2 separate regions of the Homo sapiens genome follow, and region 1 is linked to region 2. Evidence: read pairs that join two places in POLR2A ChIA-PET (ENCODE). Cell type or tissue: OCI-LY7. All regions are shown on one strand. Each heading gives the region's core, and the rest is flanking DNA. Links, peaks and the distances in the headings are about the cores only.

The links. Peaks named below come from ENCODE experiments on the same cell type or tissue, not always from the same donor. Only the 100,000 strongest peaks of a DNase experiment are listed, where the experiment ranks them.
Region 1: POLR2A ChIA-PET joins it to region 2 with 10 read pairs; 6 of 35 experiments call an interaction of 5 or more read pairs at or near these places.

Annotation. Positions count from the first base shown.
Region 1 is chr19:2,672,795-2,688,945 of GRCh38, reverse strand. The region is part of intron 1 of GNG7 (G protein subunit gamma 7); the gene reads left to right. Among named protein-coding and RNA genes, the nearest start is that of GNG7, 22 kb to the left of the region's middle. RefSeq lists a silencer at 10,716-10,864. In OCI-LY7, for the core only: no CTCF peak of the experiment used is centred there; DNase peaks (open chromatin) are centred at 7,225 and 7,895; H3K4me3 peaks cover 605 bases; H3K27ac peaks cover 1,742 bases.
Region 2 is chr19:2,612,296-2,622,586 of GRCh38, reverse strand. The region is part of intron 2 of GNG7 (G protein subunit gamma 7); the gene reads left to right. Among named protein-coding and RNA genes, the nearest start is that of MIR7850, 13 kb to the left of the region's middle. RefSeq lists enhancers at 411-610, 1,490-1,789, 3,122-3,416. In OCI-LY7, for the core only: CTCF peaks have their summits at 8,403 and 8,602; DNase peaks (open chromatin) are centred at 7,788, 8,496 and 9,386; H3K4me3 peaks cover 1,421 bases; H3K27ac peaks cover 2,083 bases.

The DNA.
Region 1 (16,151 bases), core at 6,748-9,247, 67 kb before region 2:
CCACAGGCACGCAACCCCGTGCCTGGCTAATTTTTGTTTTATTGTAGAGATGAGGTCTCGCTATTTTGCCTAGGCTGGTCTCGAACTCCTGAACACAAGTGATCCTGCCACCCCGGACTCCCAAAGTGTTAGGAGGACAGACGGGAGCCACTGTGCCCGGCTAACAATGGGTTCATTTCTCTCAACTCCACACTTTATTCAAATGTCATTAATCTTCCCCTAATGTCCTTTCCTGCCCCAGGACCCATCTAGAATCCCACGTGACATTTAGCCGGCTCGTCTCCGGGGGTTCTTCCAGGTTGGGACCATGTCTTAGATGTTCGTTACCTCTCGTGACCTGGACGGTCTTAGGGGGACCGGCTGGGTATTGTGCAGACTTACTTCTGATCTAGGTTTGTCAGATATTTCTCTCGTGATCAGACCGGGGTTACGGGTTTCGGGAAAGAACACGTAGGGGTGAGGTGCCCTGTTGCTCTCTCCCTGCTGGGGATCCTTGAGACCCTGGTGACTTCCTACTGGTGCTGTTAACCTGGTTCTCCCAGCCCAGGTGGCCTTAGCCCACCTACCAGCTACTCTGAGGTCATTCTTGCTGAGGGAACTCCCCACTTCCCCAGAGCACTGACACCGACTCCATCCTTCGTACGGCAAACTTTGCTTTTCATCTTTGCATCATGATTTCTTTTTTCTTTTGTTGAGACGGAGTCTCGCTCTGTCGCCCAGGCTGGAGTGCAGTGGCGCGATCTTGGCTCACTGCAAGCTCCACCTCCTGGGTTTACACCATTCTCCTGCCTCAGCCTCCCGAGTAACTGGGACTACAGGCACCCGCCACCATGCCCGGCTAATTTTTTGTTATTTTTAGTAGGGACGGGGTTTCACCGTGTTAGCCAGGATAGTCTCGATCTCCTGACCTTGTGATCTGCCCAGCTCGGCCTCCCAAAGTGCTGGGATTACAGGCGTGAGCCACCGCGCCCGGCTATTTTATCTGGAGGCAGAGTTTTGTTCTTGTTGCCCAGGTTGGAGTACAGTGGCACGATCTCAGCTCACTCAGGTTCAACTGATTCTCCTGCCTCAGCCTCCCAAATAGTTGGGATTACAGGTGCGTGCCACCTTGCCCGGCTAATTTTTTGTATTTTTAGTAGAGATGGGGTTTCGCCGTGTTGGCCAGGCTGGTCTCGAACTCCTGACCATGTGATCTGCCTGCCTCGGCCTCCCAAAGTGCTGGAATTACAGGCGTGAGCCACCGCGCCCGGCATCATGATTTAAACTTCTTGGCCAGGCTGGTGGCTTACTCCTGTCATGCCAGCACTTTTTTTTGTTTGTTTGTTTTTTGAGATGGAGTTTCACTCTTGTTGCCCAGGCTGGAGTGCAATGGTGCGATCTCGGCTCACCGCAACCTCTGCCTCCCGGGCTCAAGCGATTCTCCTACCTCAACCTCCCAACTAGCTGGGATTACAGGCATGGGCCACCATGCCTGGCTAATTTTGTATTTTTAGTAGAGGCAGGGTTTCTCCATGTTGGCCAGGCTGGTCTCGAACTCCTGACCTCAGGTGATCCACCCGCCTCGGCCTCCCAAAGTGCTGGCATTACAGGTGTGAGCCACCATGCCCAGCCTAACCCCAGCACTTTGGGAGGCCAAGATGAGAGGATTGCTTGAGCCCAGGAGCTTGAGACCAGCCTGGACAACATAGTAAGACACCATCTCTACAAAAAAGAGAAAAAAATTAACTGAGTATAGTGGCGCATGCCTGTAATCCCAGCTACTCGGGAGTCCGAGGCAGGAGGGTCGCTTGAGCCCAGGAAGTTGAGGCTGCAGTGAGCCAAGATCATGCCCCTGCACTCCAGTGTGGGTGACAGAGCCAGACCTTGTCTCAAAAAAAAAAAAAAGAAAAAAAGTGGCCAGGCGCGGTGGCTCACGCCTGTAATCCCAGCACTTTGGGAGGCCGAGGCGGGCGGATCACGAGGTCAGGAGATCGAGACCATCCTGGCTAACACGGTGAAACCCCGTCTCTACTAAAAAATACAAAAAGTTAGCTGGATGTGGTGGCGGGCGCCTGTAGTCCCAGCTACTCAGGAGGCTGAGGCAGGGGAATGGTGTGAACCTGGGAGGCAGAGCTTGCAGTGAGCCGAGATCGTGCCACTGTACTCCACCCTGGGCGAGAGAGCGAGACTCTGTCTCAAAAAAAAAAAAAAAAGAAAGAAAAAAAGTAAGTAAAGTCTCTTTTGACCCCACCCTACAAAGGCTCCGCTCCTTGGGATCGTTTCAGGGTGTTGGAAACTCGTCGTCTTCCCCATCTTGGCGGCAAACACTGAAGAGAGCTCAGGAGAGACATCTCCCTTCTGATTGGAGACATATGCGTCCTGCCGGTCCCGAATGTGTTGCGGGGATTGGCCGGGATCCCAGTGCTGGAGACTGAAGCAAGCAGGCACCGGGCCGGGGTGTTGAGCGCAGCTTTGCCTGAGATGCAACATTTTTAAAAAGGAGGGGGGAGGCCGGGTACGGTGGCTCACGCCTATAATCCCAGCACTTTGGGAGGCCGAGGTGGGTGGATCACCTGAGGCCAGTAGTTGGAGACCAGCCTGGCCAATGTGGTGAAACCCCGTCTCTACTAAAAATACAAGAATTAGCCAGGCGTGGTGGCGGGTGCCTGTAATCCCAGCTACTCGGGAGGCTGAGGCAGGAGAATCGCTTGAACGCGGGTGGCGGAGGTTGCAGTGAGCTGAGATCGCACCACTGCACTCCAGCCTGGGCGACAGCGTGAGACTCTGTCTCAAAAAAAAAAAAAAATGCTGAGACAGAGACCACACACGGCTGGGAAACTGCCTGACAGCTGGCACTTTCTGCCCCCTGGCCTCTGGGACCAAGATGACACCCCTGGGTCCACATTCTCGCTCTGATGAAGTGTCTGGTAAAGGCAGAGGATTGTTGGAAAGCAGGATATCGGTGGGGGCTGAGGTGGGGTTGGAGTGTCCTTGGAAAGTGAAACTGGGCCGGGACAGGAGAGCTCTGGCGAGAAAGAGCTCAGGCCTCCTCTCGCGGGGACAGTGAATGGGGCCCTTTGTTTTGCCAAGGCCCTTTTCTTAGTGGCCTCTTTTCACTGGGCAAACAACGGCAGGGTGTCGCTGGGTGTTCAAGGCCGTCCCCTGCCCACCAGGCCCTCGTCTCGGGAGGAGGACACCGGGCGGTCACGGACGTTACTGGGCATCCGACGTTTGACACACAGTGGACGGGGCCTCGTGACTTCCCACCCTGTCCCCCGTCTCTGACTCTCAGCTGCTTCCCCTCTCTCACTTTCTTTTGTTTTGCTTCCCTTACTTTACTTTGAGACAGGGTCTCCCTCTGTCACCCAGGCTGGAGTGCAGTGGTGCGATCACAGCTCCCTGCAGCCTCTGCCTCCTGGGTTCCAGCCATCCTCCTGTCTCAACCTCCCAAGTAGCTGGGACCACAGGTGCATGCCACCACGCCCGGCTGATTTTTAAATTTTTTTGTAGAGATGGGGTCTTGCTATATTGGCCAGGCTGGTCTCCAACCCCTAGGCTCAAGCTATCCTTCAGCCTCGGCCTCCCAAAGTGCTGAGATTACAGGTGTGACCCACTGCACCCAGCCTTCTCTTCATTTTTCATTGTGGTAAATTACATGTAACATAAAATTTCCCCGTTTAACCATTTTTTGGGTACATTTAACCAACCACTGTCCCCTCCAGAACTTTCTCATCTTCCCAAACTGAAACTGTGTCCTCATGAAGCACAGACTCCCCAGCCCCCTCCCCAGCCCCTGGCACTCCCATCCTACTTTATTTTCTTTTTTCTTTCTTTTTTTTTTTTAGACAGAGTCTCGCTCTTGTCACCCAGGCTGGAGTGCAGTCGTGCGATCTTGGCTCACTGCAACCTCTGCCTCCTGGGTTCAAGCGATTCTCCTGCGTCAGCCTCCTGAGTAGCTGGGATTACAGGCGTGTGCCGCCACGCCTGTCTAATTTTTGTATTTTTAGTAGAGACAAGGTTTCTCCATGTTGGCCAGGCTGGTGTTGAACTCCTGACCTCAGGTGATCCACCCGCCTCGGCCTCCCAGAGTGTTGGGATTACAGGCGTGAGCCACTGCGCCCGTCCAATTTTTGTATTTTTAGTAGAGACGAGGTTTTTCCATGTTGGCCAGGCTGGTCGTGAACTCCTGACCTCAGGTGATCCACCCGCCTCGGCCTCCCAAAGTGCTGGGATTACAGGCATGAGCCACTGTGCCCGGCCCCCATCCTACTTTCCGTCTCTGTGAATCTGAGGGCTCTGGGAACCTCTTAGGAGTGGATCACGGAGGATGTGTCCTTCTGTGCCTGGCTTCTCTCACTGAGACTGAGGTCCTCAAAGTGCATCCTCATCGTGGCCTGTGTCAGGATTGCCTGCTGTTGAAGGCTGAATCATACTCCGGGGTGTGTATGGACCACGCTACGTTGATCCGTGCATCCGTCCAGGGTCACTTGTGTCGCTACCACTTTGGGGCCTCCATCAACAGCACTGGTGCGGGCCGGGCACGGTGGCTCACGCCTGTCATCCCAGCACTTTGGGAGCCTGAGGCAGGCGGATCACGAGGTCAAGAGATCGAGACCATCCTGGCCAACATGGTGAAACCCCGTCTCTACTAAAAATACAAAAATTATCCGGGCGTGGTGGCGGACCCCTGTAATCCCAGCTACTCGCGAGGCTGAGGCAGGAGAATTGCTTGAACCCAGGAGGAGGAGCTTGCAGTGAGCCGAGATCGCACCATTGCACTCCAGCCTGGGCGACAGAGTGAGACTCCATCTCAAAAAAAAAAAAAAAAAAATGGCCAGGCTGGTCTCGAACTCCTGACCTCAAGTGAGCCACCTGGCTTCAGCCTCTCCAAGTGCTGCGATTACAGGCGTGAGCCACCGCGCCCGGCCCCATCATTTATTTTTAAACCCATAGACTTGCTGGTCGCACTTCTGTGCCCGGTGGGATTTTTGTCCATTTGACGTCGCTTTTGCAGCTCGGCCCCCTGGGGCTGAGGGCGGATTTGAGCTCCTCTGGCCGATGCTGTCCACCAGCTCCCTAGCCAGCCCCTGCAGGAGCTCCTTTCTTGTTTCTGCACGGGTACCTCCCGGCAGCAAGCCCGTCCCTGCCCGAGCTGGCCCGTCCCTGTGCAAGAGCCGGTCAGCCCCAGGCAGGTTTTTCACAGCTCAGTTAATTTCCCTCCCTCCTCCTCCAGGGTCTCTCTCTTGTTTTTCTCCTCACCTGGAATGCCCTCGGTTCAGGCTTTCACCATCTCCGCCTGCTCCAGCTCCCCTGTTTCTTCTCCCTGTCTGATGTCACCTTGTGCTTCAGTGACACCTTGAAGTTTCCGGGCTCCCACCCGCCTCCCCACTGCCAGTCTTTATCAGAGCCTGCATCTTCTTCTTTGGCCTGAGCATCGTTTTTGTTTGTTGGCTTTATCTGTAGAAGAGGCTCCTACCTCAAGAGCAGGTAAGAAGACCACACAGAAGGCGTGGAGAGTATCTAGCAGGTATTCCGGGGAAAATAGTCTTTTTAAAAAAATTAGAGATGCGGGTCTTGGCCGGGAGTGGTGGCTCACACCTGTAATCCCAGCATTTTGGGAGCCGAGGCAGGCACATCACCTGAGGTCAGGAGTTCGAGACCAGCCTGGCCTCCCACCCAGGCTGGCCTAGGGCAACATAGTGAGAACCCATCTCTATTTTTTTTTTTTGAGACGGAGTCTTTCTCTGTCGCCCAGGCTGGAGTGCAGTGGCACAATCTCGGCTCACTGCAACCTCTGCCTCCCGGGTTCAAGCGATTCTCGTGCCTCAGCGTCCCGAGTAGCTGGGATTACAGGCATGCGCCAGCACGCCCAGCTAATTTTTGTATTTTTACAAAATTTAAAGAGATGGGGTTTCACCACGTTGGCCAGGCTGGTCTCGATCTCCTGACCTCGTGATCTGCCCGCCTCGGACTCCCAAAGTGCTGGGATTACAGGCGTGAGCCACCGTGTCCTGCCGGGAGTCCTTATTCAGTGAGCCCAGGATGGAATCTTCTAGAATGCAGTAGACTGTTATTTGAATGCCTCCCTCACTCCTACAGTTGCAGCTGCAGGTTTCCGATTGCCCCTCACCCCAGCATTGCAGTTACCCCCAGAGCAACCCCTGGCAGCTCTTCTGAGGCTCTGTCTTCAGATGAGGAAACCAAGGCTCATGGCGTGGAGTGGGAGACTTCACCGGATGGGGTGGGAGCAGGGGCAGGGATGACCCCTGCCTCCCTGTAGCTCTTCTTTTTTTTTTTTTTTTTTTTTTTTTGAGATGGAGTCTCGCCCTGTTGCCCAGGCTGGAGTGCAGTGGTGTGATCTCTGCAACCTCCGTCTCCCGGGTTCAAGTGATTCTCCTGCCTCAGCCTCCTGAGTAGCTGGGACTACAGGTGCGTGCCACCACGCCTGGCCAATTTTTGTATTTCTAGTAGAGACGGGGTTTCGCTATGTTGGCCAGGCTGGTCTCGAACTCCTGACCTCGTGATCCGCCCGCCTTGGCCTCCCGAAATGCTGGGATGACAGGTGTGAGCCTCCGTGCCCAGCTCGCCCTGTAGCTCTTTTATGAGATGGCTCTGTCTGCATTTTGCACAAACTCTTTCATCTCCGTGATGGAACCAGCCACGTTTCCTTGCACATTTTTCCAGGTAAAACTCCGGCTTCCTTCTAGCTGTGGAGTTGATTATACCAGGACCCCTCATGTTAAAAACTATCAGCTTCAGGCCGGGCGCGGTGGCTCACGCCTGTAATCACAGCACTTTGGGAGGCCAAGGTGGGTGGATCACCTGAGGTGAGGAGTTCAAGACCAGCCTGGCCAACATAGTGAAACCCAGTCTCTGCTAAAAATACAAAATTAGCCGGGCGTGGTGGCGCGCGCCTGTAATCCCAGCTACTTGGGAGGCTGAGGCAGGAGAATCCCTTGAACCTGGGAGGCGGAGGTTGCAGTGAGCTGAGATTGCGCCACTGCACTCCAGCCTGGGCAACAGAGCAAGACTCCATCTCAAACAAAAACAAAGAAACAGAAACTATCAGTTTCACTTGAAAACATGCTCCGCATCAGTCCTCAGGGAAATGCAAATCAAAGCCATGGTGAGATACCACTTCACACCCAGTAGGATGGCTAGAATTAAAAAAACCAAAACAACAAACAATCACAAGGGCTCACGGGGAGGTAGAGACACGGGGATCCTCATGCGTCGCTGCTGGGAACATCATGTGGTACAGCTGCTCTGGAAACAGCCTGGCAGTTCCTGAAGTGGTTACATACAGTGTTTCCATATGACCCTGTGAGTTGACTCCTAGACGTACACCTAAGGGAAGTGAAAGCGTATGTCCACACAAACACTGCGCAAGAAGGATCTGGCCCGGTGATGTGGCTAATGCTAGTGATCCCAGCGCTTTGGGAGGCCGAGGTGGGAGGATCACTTGAGTCCAAGAGTTGGAGACCGGCTGGGTGAGGTTGCTCACGCCTGCAATCCCAGCACTTTGGGAGGCCGAGGCGGGCGGATCATGAGGTCAGGAGATCGAAGCCATCCTGACTAATATGGTGAAACCCCATCTCTACTAAAAGGACAAAAAATTAGCCGGGCGTGGTGGCGGGCGCCTGTAGTCCCAGCTACTCGGGAGGCTGAGGCAGGAGAATCGCTTGAACCTGGGAGGTGGAGGTTGCAGTGAGCCGAGATCGTGCCACTGCATTCCAGCCTGGGCAACAGAGCAAGACTCCGTCTCAAAAACAATAAAATAAAAAAAGTTGGTTGCTACAAAAAAAATAAAAATAAAAATTAGCCAGGCCTGCTGGGGCACACCTGTAGTCCCAGCTACTTGGGAGGGTTACACAGGAGGATCAAAGAAACAAAAACTGTCGGTTTCACTTCAAAACATGCTCCGCGTCAGTCCTCAGGGAAATGCAAATCAGAGCCATGGTGAGATACCACTTCACGCCCAGTAAGATGGCTAGAATTAAAAAACCAGAACAACAAACAATCACAAGGGCTCACGGGGAGGTAGGACATGGGGACCCTCATGCGAGCTCGGGAGACGAAGGTTGCAGTGAGCTGTGATCACACCACCGCACTCCAGCCTGAGCAACAGAGCAAGACCCTGTCTCAAAAAAGAAACGAATGAAGTCGGGAGTTCAAGACCAGCCTGACCAACATGGAGAAACCCCGCCTCTACTAAAATACAAAATTAGCCAGGCGTGGTGATGCATGCCTGTAATCCTAGCTACTTAGGAGGCTGAGGCAGGAGAATCTCTTGAACCCAGGAGGCGGAGGTTGCAGTGGGCTGAGATCTCACCATTGCATTCCAGCCTGGGCAACAAGAGGGAAACTCCATCTCAAAAAAAAAAAAAAAAAAAAATTGTAAATTTTGTGTTAAGTGTATTTTACTAAAAAACCCACTGTTAGTCTATGTGGTCACTTTTCAGAGCTTTTAATTTTTAATTTTAAAATGTTTTAATTTTTTAAAAAATAGAGACAGGTGGCTGGGCAAGGTGGCTCATGCCTGTAATCCCAGCACTTTGGGAGACCGAGGCGGGTGGATCACCTGAGGTCAGGAGTTTGAGACCAGCCTGGCCAAGATGGTGAAACCACATCTCTACTAAAAATACTAAAATTGGCCAGGCATGGTGGCGGGTGCCTGTTATCCCAGTTACTCGGGGAGGCTAAGGCAGAGAGAATCACTTGAACCTGGGAGGTGGAGGTTGTGGTGAGCCGAGATCGCACAACTGCACTCCAGCCTGGGCAACAGAGCGAGACTCTGTCTCAAAAAAAAAAAAAAAAAAAAAGAGACAAGGTCTTACTATGATGCCCAGGCTGCTCGAACTCCTGGGCTTAAGCGATCCTCCCTCCTCGGTCTCCCAAGATGCTGGGGTTACAGGCGTGAGCTGCCGTGCCTGGCTGACAGTCTTAGACTGTAAGAAGACGGTCCTGTTTTTCTCCCTGTGGGTTTCTCATCTTTCTCCACTGTGGGTCAAGCCTAATAGAGCTGTGGACACTGACTGGTTCTGTTTTAAGGGATTCTGGCATTGGATTTTGAGTTTCTTCACATCTGGGACTACTGAGCAGGTCATGTCTTTGATTTAGGTCTTGCCAAGCCCAGGTAATTTAGGAAGGTGCTACCTGGTGCCTGGAGTTAATACAATGAGTAAGGTGAAGATGCAGATGGGAATGCAAGGGGTTGAAAATTCTGTCCTGCTTTGAGGAAGTGGGACCTGGGGGAATAGGATATGTAAAAAGTGAAAGGTGGCGAATCATGGAGGGTTCTGGAATCTTCTGGAACCTTCTAGAAACTCCCAGAGCCTTCTAGAGTTTTCTGGAATGTAGGCATGGTGAGGCATTGGATTTAGAATGCCTACTTAGCCACCATGTGACTTTCTTTCTGTGTGAATTTTGAAGAAAACATGGAACCTTTCTGTTTCCTTGTGTGTCAGACAGGATAGGAATCACTCCCTAGGGTCATTGAAAAGATTGGGATGGACTACGAGGCTGTGACCTGGATGGGTGGTGGTCCTGGTTATCACTGTTATTGCTGGAATCACTGCTAATATTATTCAATATATTATGTATAAATATTAGTATTGGCTGGGTGTGGTGGCTCACACCTGTAATTCCAGCACTTTGGGAGGCTTAGGTGGGAGGATTGCTTGAGCCCTGGAGTTCGAGACCAGCCTGAGCAACATAGTGAGACTCTATCTCTACAAAATTTATTAAAAATTAGCCAGATATGGTGGTGCACACCTGTGGTCCCAGCTGCTTGGGAGGCTGAGGCAGGAGGATTGCTTGGAAGCCTAGGAAGTTGAGGCTGCAGTGAGCTATGATTGCACCACTGCATTCCAGCCTGGGCAACAGCAAGATCCCGTCTCAAAAAATTAGCATTGTACTATATGTTACTTATGTTGTTATTTTTCCTCACGGACACCATGGGCGTGGACCAAATTCAGAAAACGATGAAGTCTGTTCTTGGGGAGATGGGATAGGAGCTGTAGCTTGGCTGGGCTGGCTTAAGAATCAGGCTTGTCTGGAAATCGGAGGGACCGTCATGAGAAGCTGTTGGTTTCCGATCGTCGAAGGCTGCATGACGGAGGATGGGTTGGCTGGTGCAAAGGTCAGGGAAGGGATTCTGTTGGCATGGGGTGTAGACCTGGCGTTGAAGGCCACTCCTAGCTCTGAGAGCTGGGACCCCTTGAGAGAAGTAGTTACCAGGCTGGGGCTTGGCAGAATCAGGGTTGGAGGTGATGATCTTGGAGGCGCTGCCTGCTGCCCAGGACCCTCCGAGACTGGACACCTTATCTGATTCTTCTCCCTGTGTTGTGGATGGGGAAACTGAAACCGTATGCATTTATTACCCCATCCCAGGATTTGGTTCCTCCACCCATAATAGGTGACTGAGTTCAAAGAGCCAAGTGTGACCTGTGTACAGTGGGTGTGACCCACCTGCCCACTGTGTGGCAACCATGTCATCCCTGGAAGTTTGCATTCCGTGGCTTTTCCTCTGTTACTTTTTTGACTCCGTGCCCAAGCCCAGCAGCTTCTGAATCCAAAGCCTTGCTATGCCACAATACCTACTATATTTCAGAAAATTCTGGAAGTTTCCAGAAGCTTCTGGAAGATTCCAGAACATTCTACAAGTCACCTTTCACTTCTTGTATATCTCGCTCCCCCCAGGTTTTACTTCCTCAATGTAGCATGTGCCCTGAGATGGAAGTGACCACAGTCACACCCACTCTCTTGTTTCTTGCTGTGACAGTGTTGGCGTCGGCCACCGCCACCTCCTCTTCCACTCAGGGCCACAGTGGAAGGTCTGGATGCCTGGTGTTCTGTTTTCCTAAGGCTGCTGAACCCTAACTAACATCCACACAGAGGCCACTGGTGGTCAGCACAGGTGGCAGGGTTAGAAAGGTTGGGACTGGCTTTGTCCTTTGAGTCAGAGGGACAGTCACACTCATGTTTGTGTGACCATATGCATGTGGCTATGGTCAGTCCTATAGATTATGGCAGCGGTTATCACTCTCTGTCACTGTGGACCTTGGGGCCAGATCGTTCTCTGAGGTGGGGCCATCCTGGGCACTGTAGGGTGCTGAGCAGCGTCCCTGGCCTCCACCCACTCTATGCCAGGGACACCCCGAGTTGTGACAACCAAAGATGTCCCCAGACATTGCCCAGTGCCCCATGGGGGGCAGAATCACCCCCAGGTGAGACCCCCGGGGGTTAGGGGATTCCACAGATCCCCAAGAAACTCTGTGTCTCATGATCCTCTGTCCTCCTGAGGTTCCAGGAGGCTGCACACATTGTAATCCACACCCTGAGTGGGGAGGGAGAGAGGAGGAGAATCGCAGGAGCTGGGGCCCCCCTTGGTTTCTGCCATCCACCCCATCGGGAATTTTTTCTAGTGTCTGGTGTCAACAGGGAGCAGATACAATATTTTTCCAAATAATTAAGGCAGAGTCTCTCCCCCTTGGCATTCAGGGCTGGGTCGTTCTCTGGGGTGGGGTTGTCCTGGCCACTGCAAGGTTCTGATCAGCATCCCTGGCCTCCACCCACTCCACGCCAGGAGCATCCCTGAGTCATAACAGTCACAAATGCCCCCAGACACCACCTAGCATCCCCTGGGGACCAGAAGGACCCCTGGTTGAGAACCACGGTTGTATAGAAAGGAATTGAAGCAAAAAAAAAAAAATGGAATTCTCTGCTCCCCTGTGGCATCCTGTTGATGGATTAGATTCAGCCTCCATGCTCCAACACCGAGCTCAGCGTCTCCTGGAAGGCCCTGTCTCCAGAGGACGTTCCCAGATCCTGCTCCCTGGAAGAATTCTTGCGAGCATATATGCAAGTGTAATTAAGCGGCCGTTTTTCCTCTGTGGTGACACAGATTTGGGTCTGCAGTAAAGATATGGAGTCCCTTTAGAGCTGAGAGCCGGATCACGGCCAGGAGAATGCCTTGCTTTGAGATTCTCTGGGAATCGGGAGTCCTGCCTGGGTGGAAATCAGCCCTGGACAGGGAGGGAATGTGCAGATCGGAGCAAGTGGCTTGTTTCTTCCTGGCAACCCCAGAAGCTGTCTGAACAGCTTCTCTCTGCCACACATCTCTTTGAGTCTTGCACCCGCCCGGCTGAAAATTACACCCAACTCCTCCAGCCGGGTCTAGGAAGTGGTGCAAGCTCCTGAACCTCCATCTGCAGAATAACTAACTAGCTGTTCCTGAAAACCACCAAAGAGGCTGGGCGCGATGCCTCACACCTGTAATCCCAGGACTATGGGAGGCCGAGGCGGGAGGATCACTTGAATCTGGGAGTTTGACACCAGCTTGGGCAACATGGTGAAACCCCATCTCTACAGAAAGCGAAAACAAAAATTAGGCAAGCATGATGGTGCGCGCCTGTGGTCCCAGTTCCTTGGGAGGCTGAGGTGGGAGGATCGCTTGAGCCAGGCGGTGGAGGTTGCAGTGAGCTGAGACTGTGCCACTGCACTCTAGCCTGGGCGGCAGAGATATATCGCTGAGGGTTTGACGGACACTTCTAGATGGAAATCAATGTCTATCTGGTGCCTTGGGGGCTGTGCATGTTCACGAGGAGGGTGTCTGAACATGCCAGGATGTGGGTGCCTAGGGGAGGGTCTCTGTGGGGTGAAGTTTGGATATTTGAGGGCGCCCATGGAAAATGACTTCAACCTGCATGGCTCAAAACCACAGAAATGGATTTTCTGGCAGTTCTAGAAGCCAGAAGTCTGAGACGAAGGTGTGGGCAGGGCCGTTCCCGGCCCAGAAGCTCCCGGGGAGGATCCTTCCTGCCTCTTCCAGCATCTGGCAAGTGGCCGGCGGTTCTTGGCGCCCCTGGGCTGGTGACATCGCTCCAGTCTCTGCCTCCATCCTCACACGGCCCCCTTCCCTGTGTGGGTCTGTGTCCAAATTTCCCTCGTCTTATAAGGACATCAGTTATTGGATTTAGGGCTCATCTTAATCCAGCACAACCACATCTTAATAATAAGTCCATCTGCAGAAACCCTGTTTCCAAATAAGGTCCCATTCTGAGGCATCTGGCTCAACAATATTTTCTTCCAAATAATTAACTTTGAGTCTCTTCCCCCTGGTGCTGTGGACATTGGGGCTGGATCATTCTCTGGGGAGGGGCCATCCTGGGCACTGCAGGGTGCTGAGCAGTGTCCCTGGCCTCCACCCACTCCATACCAGGAGCTCCCCCCAATCGTGAAAACCACAGATGTCCTCAGACCTCCCCCGCCCCATTGAGACCCCCAAGTGTCGGGAATATCTTTTCTGTTTTCATATGTTTTTCTTTGTATCTTATAGGATCCTGGGGAAATATTTCCCCCAGCAGTCCCTCATAGGAGCCAATTTAGGTCATCGCTGTCCTTCAGAACTGTCCTCTGCAGAGGGGCCGCGACATCTGATATTCTCTACTCTTTAACCAGCCTGGTTTGCTAAATAACGCTCCCTGCTTCTTTACCGTCAAGCGACCTCTCCTGCTCGGCACTGCTGGCATTTCCTGGTCTTCGTGGTTGCAGATTTTTGGTGGGTCACACCGGGCTTGGTCACGAAGCTGTCCCTTCCTGGTGTCCCCTTGAGCCTGGAGGTTCCATAAAGCCAGATTCCCATTCCCGAGCCCGTGCACTTGCTGCTGTTCCTGGCTGGTTCCAGGGTTTGACCAGTCGTCCACCGTTGCAGAGAGAGACCTGTTAGTTCTTCAGGGGCACGACAGGAATTTCTGGCGTGCATCCGTCTCCGAGAACGTGATCTGTTTGGGTTCATTTATGAACACGTCCAACTGTTAGGAGTGCTTGGCGCCGTTGCGGATTTGTTTGGAGAAGCTAAAGCAGTCTGTAACCCTGTCGCGTTTTCCATGTGTTAAAACATTACCAGTCCCGAGTGTGTGAAAATCTGGATTTTTATCTATTCTAGTCTCAGCCAGAGGGGGAGGCGTTATGACAGTTCCGTTTTAGGAAAAGTAGTACGGTATACATTACGAAAGAGCATTGTTTTCTAACCGAGTCCGTTTCTGGTGACGTACAATGGCACAGTTTTCAAACTTGACTATGTAGAAAAGCTGCCCGATGGAGTCGGCGCTGTCGAGGGTGGAAATGCGAGTTACGACCATCACATAAGGAGATCTCTGTTTTCTTCAACACTCCCTGACTTTGCATCTCAGCAGGTGTCCTCTGTGTTTTAAAACAGTCACCTTGCAGGCCAGACGCAGTAGCTCACGCCTGTAATCCCAGCACTGTGGGAGGCCAAGGCGGGTGGATCACCTGAGGTCAGGAGTTCGAGACCAGCCTGGCCAACATGGTAAAAACTCGTCTCTACTAAAAATGCAAAAATTAGCCGGGCATGGTTGTGGGCGCCTGTAATCCCAGCTACTTGGGAGGTTGAGGCAGGAGGATCGCTTGAGCCCAGGAGGTGGAGGTTGCAGCGAGCTGAGATTGCACCACTGCACTCCAGCCTAGGCAACGGAACAAGACTCTGTCTCAAAAAAAAACAAAACAAAAACAAAAAACAAAAACACCAGTCACCTTTGGAGACCTTGCCCTTTTCCCAGCAGTGTGACGATTCTGATTCCCTTCAAGAGTGGATTGTACTGCTTTTGTATATTTCAAACATACAATTGTGTGTATTTCCATTATATTTCAGATTCTTTTTTCTTGTTTGTTTTGTTTTTGAGATGGAGTCTCACTCTGTTGCTCAGGCTAGAGTGCAGTGGGGTGATCTCGGCTCACCGCAACCTCTGGCTCCCAGGTTCAGGCAATTCTTTTGCCTCAGCCTCTGGAGTAGCTGGGATTATAGGCAAGGTGCCACTACACCTGGCTAGTTTTTATATTTTTAGTGGAGATGGGGTTTCACCACGTTGGCCAGGCTGGTCTCAAACTCCTGACCTTGGGTGATCCGCCCACCTTGGCCTCCCAAAGTGCTGGGATTACAGGCGTGAGCCACGGTCCCTGGCCTCAGATTTCTTTTAGGGTAGTTTTGAATTTTGGAAACAGCCTATATTAGTTAGCTAATTCTGTGTAACAAATTATCACAAATGTATCCTAAGAAAACTCTGAAATATATTGGAAATATACACAATTGTATGTTTAAAATATACAAAAGCAGTACAAGGCCCTCTCTCTAAAAAAAGAAAGAAAGAAATTTTCTAAAAAGACCAGTATCCATACATTATCACGAACTCAACTCCACACTTTATTTACATTTTATTTTTCTTTCTTTCTTTCTTTCTTTTTTTTTTTTTTTAGATGGAGTCTCGCTCTTTCACCCAGGCTGGAGTGCCAGTGGTGTGATCTTGGCTCACTGCAACCTCCACCTCCTGGGTTCAAATGATCCTCCTGCCTCAGCCTCCCAAGTAGCTGGGATTTCAGGTGCCTGCCACCCTGCACGGCTAATTTTTGTATTTTTAATAGAGGCAGGGGTTCACCATGTTGGCCAGGCTGGTCTCGAATTCCTGACCTCAGGTGAGCCGCCCGCCTCGGCCTCCCAAAGTGCTGGGATTACAGGCGTGAGCCACGGCGCCCGGTCTTTATTTCCATTTTCTTGTTTTTTCCAGGAACCCACATGCCATTGACTCCCGACATCTCCTTACACTCTGCTGGGACACTTCTCAGACTCATTGGTTTTGATGACCTGCTGGGTTTTTTTTTGTTTTGTTTTGTTTTGTTTTGTTTTTTTTTTGAGATGGAATCTCGCTCTGTCACCCAGGCTGGAGTGCAGTGGTGCTATCTCAGCTCGCTGCAAGCTCCGCCTCCCGGGTTCACGGCCATTCTCCTGGCTCACCCTCCTGAGTAGCTGGGACTACAGGCGCCCGCTGCCACGCCCAGCTAATTTTTTGTATTGTTTAGTAGAGACGGGGTTTCACCGTGTTAGCCAGGATGGTCTCGATCTCCTGACCTTGTGATCTGCCCGCCTCGGCCTCCCAAAGTGCTGGGATTACAGGCATGAACCACCGCACCCGGCCAACCTAGTGGTTTTGAGGAGGACTCGTCAGGAGTTTTGTAAAATGTCCCCCAACGTGAGTTTCCATGATGTTTGCTCTTGAATAGTCTGGGGTTCAGGGCTCTGGGGAGAACACATCAGGGGCACGTGACGTCCACACTGGTGGTGTTGACATTGGTCACCTGGCCAAGGTAGAACCCAG
Region 2 (10,291 bases), core at 7,429-9,928:
TCTGCCGCGTTGCTCGCGTTGGGTTCCCCTTCCCGGAAGCCCCCTCTCTGCCGCGTTGCTCGCATTGGGTTCCCCTTCCCGGAAGCAGCTGGTGTTGCCAGTTTCGGGGGCTTTCCCTGGAGATGGGCTGAATCCCCAGCCCTCATTACTGACCATTGACTTCTGCAGGGCTTATCCCGCACCCTTTGCAAGCTTAAAAACCACCAGGAGCCGGGCGCGGTGGCTCATGCCTGTAATCCCAGCACTTTGGGAGGCCGACACAGGCGGATCACAAGGTCAGGAGATCGAGACCATCCTGGCTAACATGGTGAAACCCCGTCTCTACTGAAAATACAAAAAATTAGCCGGGTGTGGTGGCGGGCGCCTGTAGTCCCAGCTACTCAGGAGGCTGAGGCAGGAGAATGGCGTGAACCCGGGAGGCAGAGCTTGCAGTGAGCCGAGATCTCGCCACTGCACTCCAGCCTGGGTGACAGAGCAAGACTCCGTCTCAAAAGAGAGAGAAAAAAAAAAAAAGTTGATGAGGGTTTTGGGCAGGCAGAGGGAATCGAACTCACTCCTCCGTGGTGATCAGCATGAAGGAAGGGGAGAGAAAAGGGGCAGACGAGCCTCTTGTGGCTGCCATAACAGGTGACCACAGACCCGGAAGTATCAATCCGCAGACGTGTGTCCTCTCACGGTTCTGGAGGGCAGAAGTACTAAACCAAGCTGTCTGCAGAGCTGTGCTCCCCTGGGCGCTACAGGAGAGGATCCTTCCGCGTCCTCTGGCTTCTGGGGGCTCTGGCAAACCTGGCTTGTGCTTACCGTCGAATTGCTCCAGTCTCTGCTTCTGTTTTCTGCTGTCTCTCTGTGTCTCCTTCTTTGTTTTTGTTTGTTTGTTTGTTTGTTTGTTTTAGATGAGGTCTTGCTCTGTCACCCAGGCTGGAGTGCAGTGGTGCCATCTTGGCTCACTGCAACCTCTGCCTCCCAGGTTCAAGCAATTCTCCTGCCTCAGCCTCCCGAGTAGCTGGGATTACAGGCGCGCACCAACACGCCCGGCTAACTTTGTGTTTTTAGTAGAGATGAGGTTTGTCCATGTTGGTCAGGCTGGTCTCGAACTCCTTATCTCAGGTGATCTGCCCACCTCGGCCTCCCAAAGTGCTGGGATTACAGGAGTGAGCCACTGTGCCCAGCCATTTTTCTTTAATTAATTTTTTGTGTCTGGAGTCTTGCTGCTGTGTTGCACAGGCTGGAGTGCAGTGGCAGCATCATAGCTCACTGCAGCCCTGAAATCCTAGGGCTCAAGCAATCCTCCCGCCTCAGCTTCCCGAGTAGCTGGGACCACAGGTGTGGACCACCACATCCAGCTTCAACATAAGTTTTAAGCAAATGCAATTAGTCCGTAACAGTCATTTTCCGAGGTTCCCCGTGGACAAGAATTTTGAAGGGACGTCACTAAACCCCTTGCAAGGGAAGTGAGCTTTACTCAGGTCTCAGGAAGCTCCTGGGGTGTGCAGGAAGGGGCGAGGTCACCCCAGGAGGAAGGCGCTGTGCTAAGGAAAGGTGACTGTTGATGGGGCCCCCGTTTGCAGAAACCTGTATGAGTCGTACCACCTCTGTGTAATCTGCCACCTTCAGAGCGCCTGCAGGAAGGCGGCCACGTCACCCCTTTTATAAATGAAACTGGAAGCTCAGGCTGGGAAACCCAAGGTCACAGAACCCAGCCTCAAAGGCAGCCAGCATTTCCACCGCAGGAGTCTGTTCTCTGCACAGAGCTGTCTTGCTCTGTTGCCCGGAGCCAGAGTGCAATGGCACGATTTCGGCTCACTGCAACCTCCACTTCCCGGGTTCAAGCAATTCTCCTGCCTCAACCTCCCAAGTAGCTGGGATTACAGGCGCACAACACCACGCCCAGCTAACTGGCCGACCCACGTTGGCTGGGGGTGCTGACGGCATAAGCTCACCCCTAGGTCCCTCTAGGGTGGCCGATGACAGGACCCTAAGAAGCTCACCCCCAGCTGGGATGTTTCGTTGAAAATCTTCTCTTTTGCCTTTAGTTGCTTGAAAACATTGGACTCATACCCAAGAGCTTTCTAATTGGTTTCGATAGGAAACGGTTCTGAGGTTTCGCCTTTTTTAATATCCTGTTGGTCTGAGACTGGAGTGGCCCCTGGGGTGGCAGGTTTCCCGGTGCATGGGCCCAGCTCTGGTGTGTGGGTTGGGGGATCAGGACAGAGGTTTGTGAGGGGGGCAGTGACCTGCCTGCAGAGAGAGGGGTCGGGACGACGGCCTGTAGCCAGGGTGCAGGGGGATCTGCCTTTCTTTCATTCTACAGGGTCCTCTCCTCTCCCCTCCCCTCCCCTCCCCTCCCCTCCCCTCCCCTCTCCTCTTTTCTTTTCTGTTTTTGAGACAGAGTTTTGCTCTTGTTGCCCAGGCTGGAGTGCTATGGCGCGATCTCGGCTCACTGCAACCTGCAACCTCTACCTCCCGGGTTCAAGCAATTCTCCTGCCTCAGCCTCCCAAGTAGCTGCGAATACAGGCGCGCACCACCATGCCTGGCTAATTTTGTATTTTTAGTAGAGACGGGGTTTCTTTATGTTGGTCAGGCTGGTCTTGAACTCCCGACCTCAGGTGATCCGCGCCCCCCCCTCGTCCTCCCAAAATGCTAGGATTAGCTTTATTGAGATATAACTGACACAGCGTAAAACTCACCCTTTAAAAATGTGCAGCTCAGCGGTTTTTACATTCACAGAGTTGTGCAACCATCTCCTTTATCTAATTCCGGAACATCCTATCACCCCCAAAAGAAGCCCTGTCCCCCATGAGCAGTCACTCCCCATCTCCCCCCGGCAGCCCTGCCACACACGCATCCCCTCCCTGTCCCCATGGATGGGCCTGTCCTGGACATTTCGTAGAAATGGGATCACACACTGCGTGGCCCTCTGTCTCTGGCTCCTTTCATAGAGTGTGATGTCCTCAAGGTCCATCCACACTGTGGCCGGCATCAGAGCCTTGTTCCTTTTCATGGCTGAGTCCTGCTCCATGGTGGCGTTTGCTGTACCAGGTGGGACAGAATGGACATTTCAGTGGTCCTCCGATGTCTGACCTTGCCCTTCACCCTGATTAGGGCTCAGCCTTACTATAAACAAATACTTGCTATGAACTTACTATGTGCGAGGCCTGGGGTAGCAAACTTTTCTGCAGAGATCCAGATGGCAAATGTTTTAGCCTTTGCAGGCTGGACAGTCTCTGCCTGCCATTGTAGCGGGAAAGCCACCACAAGCAATATGTCAACAAGTGGGTGTGGCCGTGTGCCAATAAAACTTTATTTACAAAAACACACAGTCAGCTAGATGTGGTCCAGGGGCCGTAGTTAGCTAACCCCTGGCTTAGGACAAAGGTTCTCAAACTCTCTGGTCCTGACGATTATTCCAAGGAGCTTTTGTTTATATGCCTTCTACTTACGGATATTTGTTGAATTTGAAATCAAAACTGAGAAAATGTCAATCAAATAGGTATTCATTCATTTTAAAATAGCAATTATAAGCTCTCAGGGTAGCCAGAATGACATTTTTTGTTTGTTTGTTTTTCATGGATAGTAACCGTTTTCTTAAAGAGACAAACAAAAAAGTTCATGGAAATACCAAAGAAAGACCAAGAAACTGAGAGCCCAGAGGAACCCACGGAGATGGGACGGTCAGATGCCACATGGGCTCCTGGATGGGGTCACAATGGGGCAGGAAAGGTCGTGAGGGGAAAACTGAGGGAAGCTGAATCGCTGTGGCATTTGGTTACTAGGAAGGTGCCAGCGTTCCCCAGCTGTGAGCAATGCCCTGTGGTTACACAGGGTGGCCCCTGAAGAGGAAGCTGGTGAGGCGTGGGCGGGGACTCTCTCTTTGCAACTTTCCTGTAAATCTAAAATTACTCCAAATAAAATTGTTTATTAAAAAAAAAATAGAACAGGCTGGGCACGGTGGCTCACGTCTGTAATCCCAGCACTTTGGGAGGCCGAGGCGGGTGGATCATTTGAGGTCAGGAGTTCGAGACCAGCCTGGACAACATGGCGAAACCCCGTCTCCACTGAAAATACAAAAATTAGGTGGGTGTGGTGGCACGTGCCTGTAATCCCAGCTACTTGGGAGGCTGAGGCAGGAGAATCGCTTGAACAGGGGAGGTGCAGGTTGCAGTGAGCTGAGGTTGCACCACTGCACTCCAGCCTGGGCAACAGAGTGAGATACACACACACACACACACACACACACACACACCACACACATACAGGTAGAAAAGAGAAAAATGTGGCTGAGAGCTTTGCAAGGGGCATGGGTGAGGAGTAATCTGTGTCCTCAGTGCCCTGGGGTTGGCAGGGATTTGGGCAAGATGGAGAAGCTGGTGAGTGGAAGAGTAGATGGAAGGCCAACCCGTCGGTCAGTCGCAAATATTGACCCGACACTCACTGTGTGCCAGGGACAGCCTAGGTGCTGGGGGCCCAGCCTGATACAGGTGGAATCAAGTCCTGTTCTCAGGGAGCATGTGTCACACAGAGACAGCACATGCCCAGACACACTGGCAAACCAAACAGAGGGTCTTAGAAGATAAGGAAATAGTCACGCCTGTAATCTCAGCGCTTTGGGAGGCCGAGGTGGGAGGATCACTTGAGGCCAGGAGTTTGAGACCAGCCTGGGCAACATAGCAGGACCGTATCTCTACAAAACATTTAAAAAATTAGCCGGGCATGGTGGTGCACACCTGTAGTTCCAGCTGCTCTGGAGGCTGAGGTAGGAGGATCACTTGAGCCCAGGAGGCTGAGGTTGCGGTGAGCTGTGACTGCACCACTGCACTCCAGCCTGGGCAACAGAGCAAGACCCTATCTCAAAAAAAAAAAAAATAAAAAGGAAAAGACAAAATAGGATGAGGTGGCACCAAGAGGAGAGAGTCTGTGCCACGTGGTGTCCAGGAAGGTCTCTAAGGAGGGGACATCCTTGCCAACCCCTGCAGGATGGGGAGGAGCATTGAAGGCAGGAGGAAGGACATTCCGGAGGGCTCCCTGGAAGCGGAGGTCTGGGAGCCACGGGAGGGGACCCAGGCCAGGTCTTTGAGGGCTGGAGGTGGAGAGGAGGATGGGGAGAAGAACAGTCTGAAGCATCATGGCAGAATGTCCTTGGTCTGAGGTGACCTAGTGTGGCTTCTTGATCAGATTGATGGGGTCCTCAGAGCTCACAGCCCAAGGCAGGGTCAGAGCTGCAGGGCTGGGCCGGGCTCAGTGCCTGGATGGCTGGTGAGCTCTGCCTCCCTGAAAGATCCAGTTTCTGGTCCAGGCCAGCGGTTCTTAAGTGGGACAGGTTTGCCTCCAGGGGACTCTGGGTGATATCTGGGGACATCTGTGGTTGTCACGACTGGAGATGCTCCTGGCATGGAGTGGGTGGGGGTCAGGGACGCCACTCAGCACCCTGCAGTGCACCAGGATGGCCCCATCCCAGAGAATGATCCAGCCCTGAACGTCAGAGACTTTGGGTTAACGGAATGTAATTAGGCTGAAATAAGCTAAAGTTTTTCCGATAGTCACGTGCTGGGCAGCACACTGGTGGAAGGCTGGTGCAAAGCTTTCATGCCAGAACCTTCTGATTCCAAGACACTTTCATTCACAGTCACCTGCATGACCAGGGAGGCGGAGCTGCACTTATCCCGTGACCCCAGATGAGGAAACAGTCAGAGGAAGAGGCGGGCAGAACCCGGGCCCCACTGCTCTTGGCAGCTCTTGGAAACATCCTCCCCTAGGGCCCTGGTCACCAGCCTTGCCCAAGAACCCACCAGCTATATTTGTCTGGTTTTTTTTTTTGAGATGGGGTTTTGCTCAGGCTGGAGTGCGATGGCGTGATCTCGGCTCACTGCAACCTGCAACCTCTGCCTCCCGGGTTCAAGCAATTCTGCCTCAGCCTCCTGAGTAGCTGGGATTACAGGCACCCGCCACCATGCCCGGCTAATTTTGTATTTTTAGGAGAGACGGGGTTTCTCCCTGTTGGTCAGGCTGGTCTCAAACTCCTGACCTGAGGTGATCCGCTCGCTTTGGCCTCCCAAAGTGCTGGGATTATAGGCATGAGCCACCACACCCAGCCTTTCTTTGTTTGTTTTTTAATAGAGATGGAGTCTCTAGCCTGGCTAACATGACAAAACCTCATCTCTACTAAAAATACAAAAATTAGCTGGGCACGGTGGCACACGCCTGTAATCCCAGCTACTCGGGAGGCTGAGGCAGGAGAATCGCTGGAACACGGGAGGCAGAGGTTGCAATGAGTCGAGATCGTGCCATTGCACTCCAGCCTGGGCAGCAGAGCGAGACTCCGGCTCAAAATAATAATAATAAATTAGAGATGGGGTCTCACTATTTTGCCCAGGCTGGTTTTGAACTCCTGAGCTCAAGGGATCCTCTCGCCTCAGCCTCCCAAAGCACTGGGATCACAGGTGTGAGGTGCCATGCCTGGCCCACACCAGCTGTGTTTAATCAATGCTGGGCAGCCCTGCAGCTTGGTGACATCAGTGGGCCACTGGCTACTGGGTGTTTTTTCCATCCTGCCCTGTTCCCTGCTGGCACCAGGGGAAAAAGGCCCATACAGGAGTCTGTTCCAGGTCACCAGATCCTGGGGTGGCCCGTAAGGATTTGAAGGGGACAGGAGGCGCCCCTTTGCCGAGGCCCTTCACTGTGTCAGGCACATTGCTGGCTGCCGTGGGTGCACAATCTTAGGGAACCCTCCTGCCTCCTCCGCCTTGCTGCTTCCTTGCAAAGAAAATTTCCCACTGCAGAGGGCAGCTTAATTGCTCAGCAGTGGCTCTTCAGAATCTCACAGATGGGCCAGGCGTGGTGGCTCATGCCTGTAATCCCAGCACTTTGGGAGGCCGAGGCGGGCAGATCATGAGGTCAGGACATCGAGACCATCCTGGCTAACATGGTGAAACCCCATGTCTACTAAAAATACAAAAAAATTAGCCAGGCGTGGTGGTGGGTGCCTGTAGTTCCAGCTACTCTGGAGGCTGAGGCAGGAGGATCACTTGAGCCCAGGAGGCTGAGGTTGCAGTGAGCTGTGACTGCACCACTGCACTCCAGCCTGGGCAACAGAGCAAGACCCTATCTCAAAAAAAAAAAAAAAAAAAAAAAAAACCGGAAAAGACAAAGAAAATAGGATGAGGTGGCACCAAGAGGACAGAGTCTGTGCCACGTGGTGTCCAGGAAGGTCTCTAAGGAGAGGACATCCTTGCCGACCCCTGCAGGATGGGGAGGAGCATTGAAGGCAGGAGGAAGGACATTCTGGAGGGCTCCCTGGAGGCGGAGGTCTGGGGGAGCCTGAATGGTGGGAACCTGGGAGGTGGAGTTTGCAGTGAGCCGAGATCGCGCCACTGCACTCCAGCCTGGGCGACAGAGCGAGACTCCGTCTCAAAAAAAAAAAAAAGAGTGTCACAGATGGCACCTTCAGACCAGACAGTGGCCGCCCAGTACCCCGAAAGTGGCCTAGAAAGCGGGGCTATTCCACACACCTTGCCCAGCCCAGCACTGAAGCCAGGGAAGGAGGGCTTGGGCAGGAGCCGCGGCACAAATCACAGCTGCAAGTTCTGGCTCTGCCAATGGCTACGGGGTGACCTTCAACAATCAGCTGCCTGCCTCCTGCCTCAGTGCCTTGTTTAAAAGCTGAGGAACGCCTTGGCATTGAGAATTGATGTGTGATGCAAGATGGGGCAGCCGCCTTGGAAACCAGTCTGGTGGTTCCTCAAAAGGCTGAACGCGGAGTCGCCACATGACCCAGCAATTCCGCTCCTAGTTATCTGCCCAGAGGAATTGGAAGCAGGTGTTCAAATAGAACCTTGCCACAAATGTTCATACAGTACGATTCACAATGGCTAAAAGGTGGAAATGACCCAAGTGTCCGTCCGTGGGTAAATAGATAAACAGCGTGGCCCTCCACACACTGGAACGAGACTCAGCCGTGAACGAGACTCTGACCCAGGCCACGTGCAGCCTGGATGCCCCTTGAGGATGTCACACTCAGTGAGAGATGCCAGATCCAAAAGGCCACACAGTGTGTCATCCTATTTCTATGAAATGTCCAGGACAGGCCAGTCTAGAGAGGCAGGAAGGGGATGTGTGGGTGCCAGGGGCTGGGGAGGGGGATGGGAAGTGACAGCTGATAGGGATGGGGTGTCTTTTTGGGGGGCTGAGAATGTTCTAGAGCTAGCTAGAGATGATGGCTGCACGAATGCCACTGGATGTCTGGAAAGGGAGCTTTTTTGTTGTGTGCATTTCACCACACATGTGCCTGAGACCCGACGTGCAGGGCCCCCCTGCGGGTACACAGAGGGCAGGGAGAGGGTGCTAGGGAAAGTCGCCGCACCTGCTTTCTGGCGACCATGCTCAGGCTGTAGCTGGGGGAACTCTCTTCCCGCCCTCCTGGGACCTCTCGAGCCTCTTGAGTCTGCTCCCAGTGCCGTTCACCGGGTGGTGAGGATGTGGTCTCGCAACAGACGCCTGCAACGGACCCACCTGTGCGAGGCTGGCCCCCTTTACCCCGGGGGTAGGCGCGGGGCCCGAGTTCCCTGGGTGGATTCTGCATTGCACTTGCCGGCCTTTAGATGTCGCTGTGGCCGTGGCCTTCGCTGGCCTTAGGCTGCGAGCTTCTGTCTGATTCGCACCTTTCTCATTCAGGATCCACACACTGCTGCAGTCCGAGTTTCTTGGCATAGCCAGGGTCCCTTGATCTTCCCCCTCACCAATTAATTAAATCAGGATCTCTCCTGCTAGGTACTGTGGACATCTGGGGCTAGATCCTCTGGGGTCTGGCCATCCTGGGCACTGCAGGGTGCTGAGTGGCGTCCTGGCCTCCACCCACTCCATGCCGGGAGCACCTCCAGGCATGACAACCACAAATGTCCCCAGACATTGCCCAGTGTCCCCTGGGGGCAGGATCACCCCTGATTGAGACCCCCCGCCCAGGTTAGGGGAATCCACAGATTCCCCAAGAGACTCTGCATTCCGTGACCATCTCTCCTACTGAGGTCCCAGGAGGCTGCACACATTGAAATCCACACCCTGAGTGGGGAGGGAGAGAGGAGGAAGAGTCCCAGGAGCTGGGGGTCCCCCTGGTTTATGCCATCTGCCCCGTCGGGAGTTTATTCTTGTATCTACTGTGAGCAGGAGCGGGGACAGATTGCATTCTCCCCAAATAATTAATGCAGGATCTCCCCCTCTCCAGGTAGTGTAGACACCTGCTCTTCCAATGAGGCAGTGGCTTGAGACAATGGACTTTAGATGAGGGGCTGAGAGCCCAAAGCCCCCCTATGTGTTAATTCAACACCTAATTCAACGTATAGTTCAAGCAAACTCACCTAATTCAACGTAGGTGCTAATTCAGCAAGAGACTGTGCAGCCTGTAGCAGGAAGTAGGCTGCAGCCACCAGCCGGGTTAAACTTGCATCAGAAATTCTTTGTCTGAATTCCTTTTCCACGTCCCTTAAACACCATCCCTTTCCCTGGCTGGTTCTACCTGGCTGCAGGGCCATGTTGGGACACTCAGGGCCTGGGGCACATTTGCCCTCCTAGGCTACCTCCTCCGCTCTAAAAATGTCCGACGTTGGCCAGGCACCGTTGTTCACATCTGTAATCTCAACACTTTGGGAGGCCGAGGCGGACGGATCACCTGAGGTCAGGAGTTCGAGACCATCCTGGCCAACATGGTGAAAACCCGTCTCTACTAAAAATACAAAATTAGCCGGGTGTGGTGGTGGGTACCTGTAGTCCCAGCTACCCAGGAGGCTCAGGCAGGAGAATTGCTTGAACTGGGAGGTGGAAGTTGCAGCGAGCCGAGATCGCACCGCTGCCTGGGCGACACAGCAAGACTCTCAAAAAAAAAAAAAAAATTTCTCAAAAAAAAAAAAAAATTCTAAGCTGTATTTTACAATTGTCTTGGCATAAAGACAAACAGAATCCAGGCTGGATTCATGATTATACACTCACAAGTATTTTATTCATCTTTTGTCGACTGGATTTTAAAACATTTCCAGGAACCCTGGACCTGGGGCTTTTGTGCCGTGGGAGCCTGGGTCCTGCCTGGGGGGGGTCCTGGCTTCAGTCTTCTCACTGAGGCCCCTCCCCTCTCCCAGGCTGGGTCACCCCGATATGAAATGCCCAGGTCCCAGACACACCTTCTTTGCAGGCTGCTACCCTGGAACTGTTTTTAAATGTGGGTGATGCTGCCCCCCAGGGGGCACTGGGCGATGTTTGGGGACGTGTGGTTATCACAACTGGGATGCTCCTGGCATGGAGTGGGCG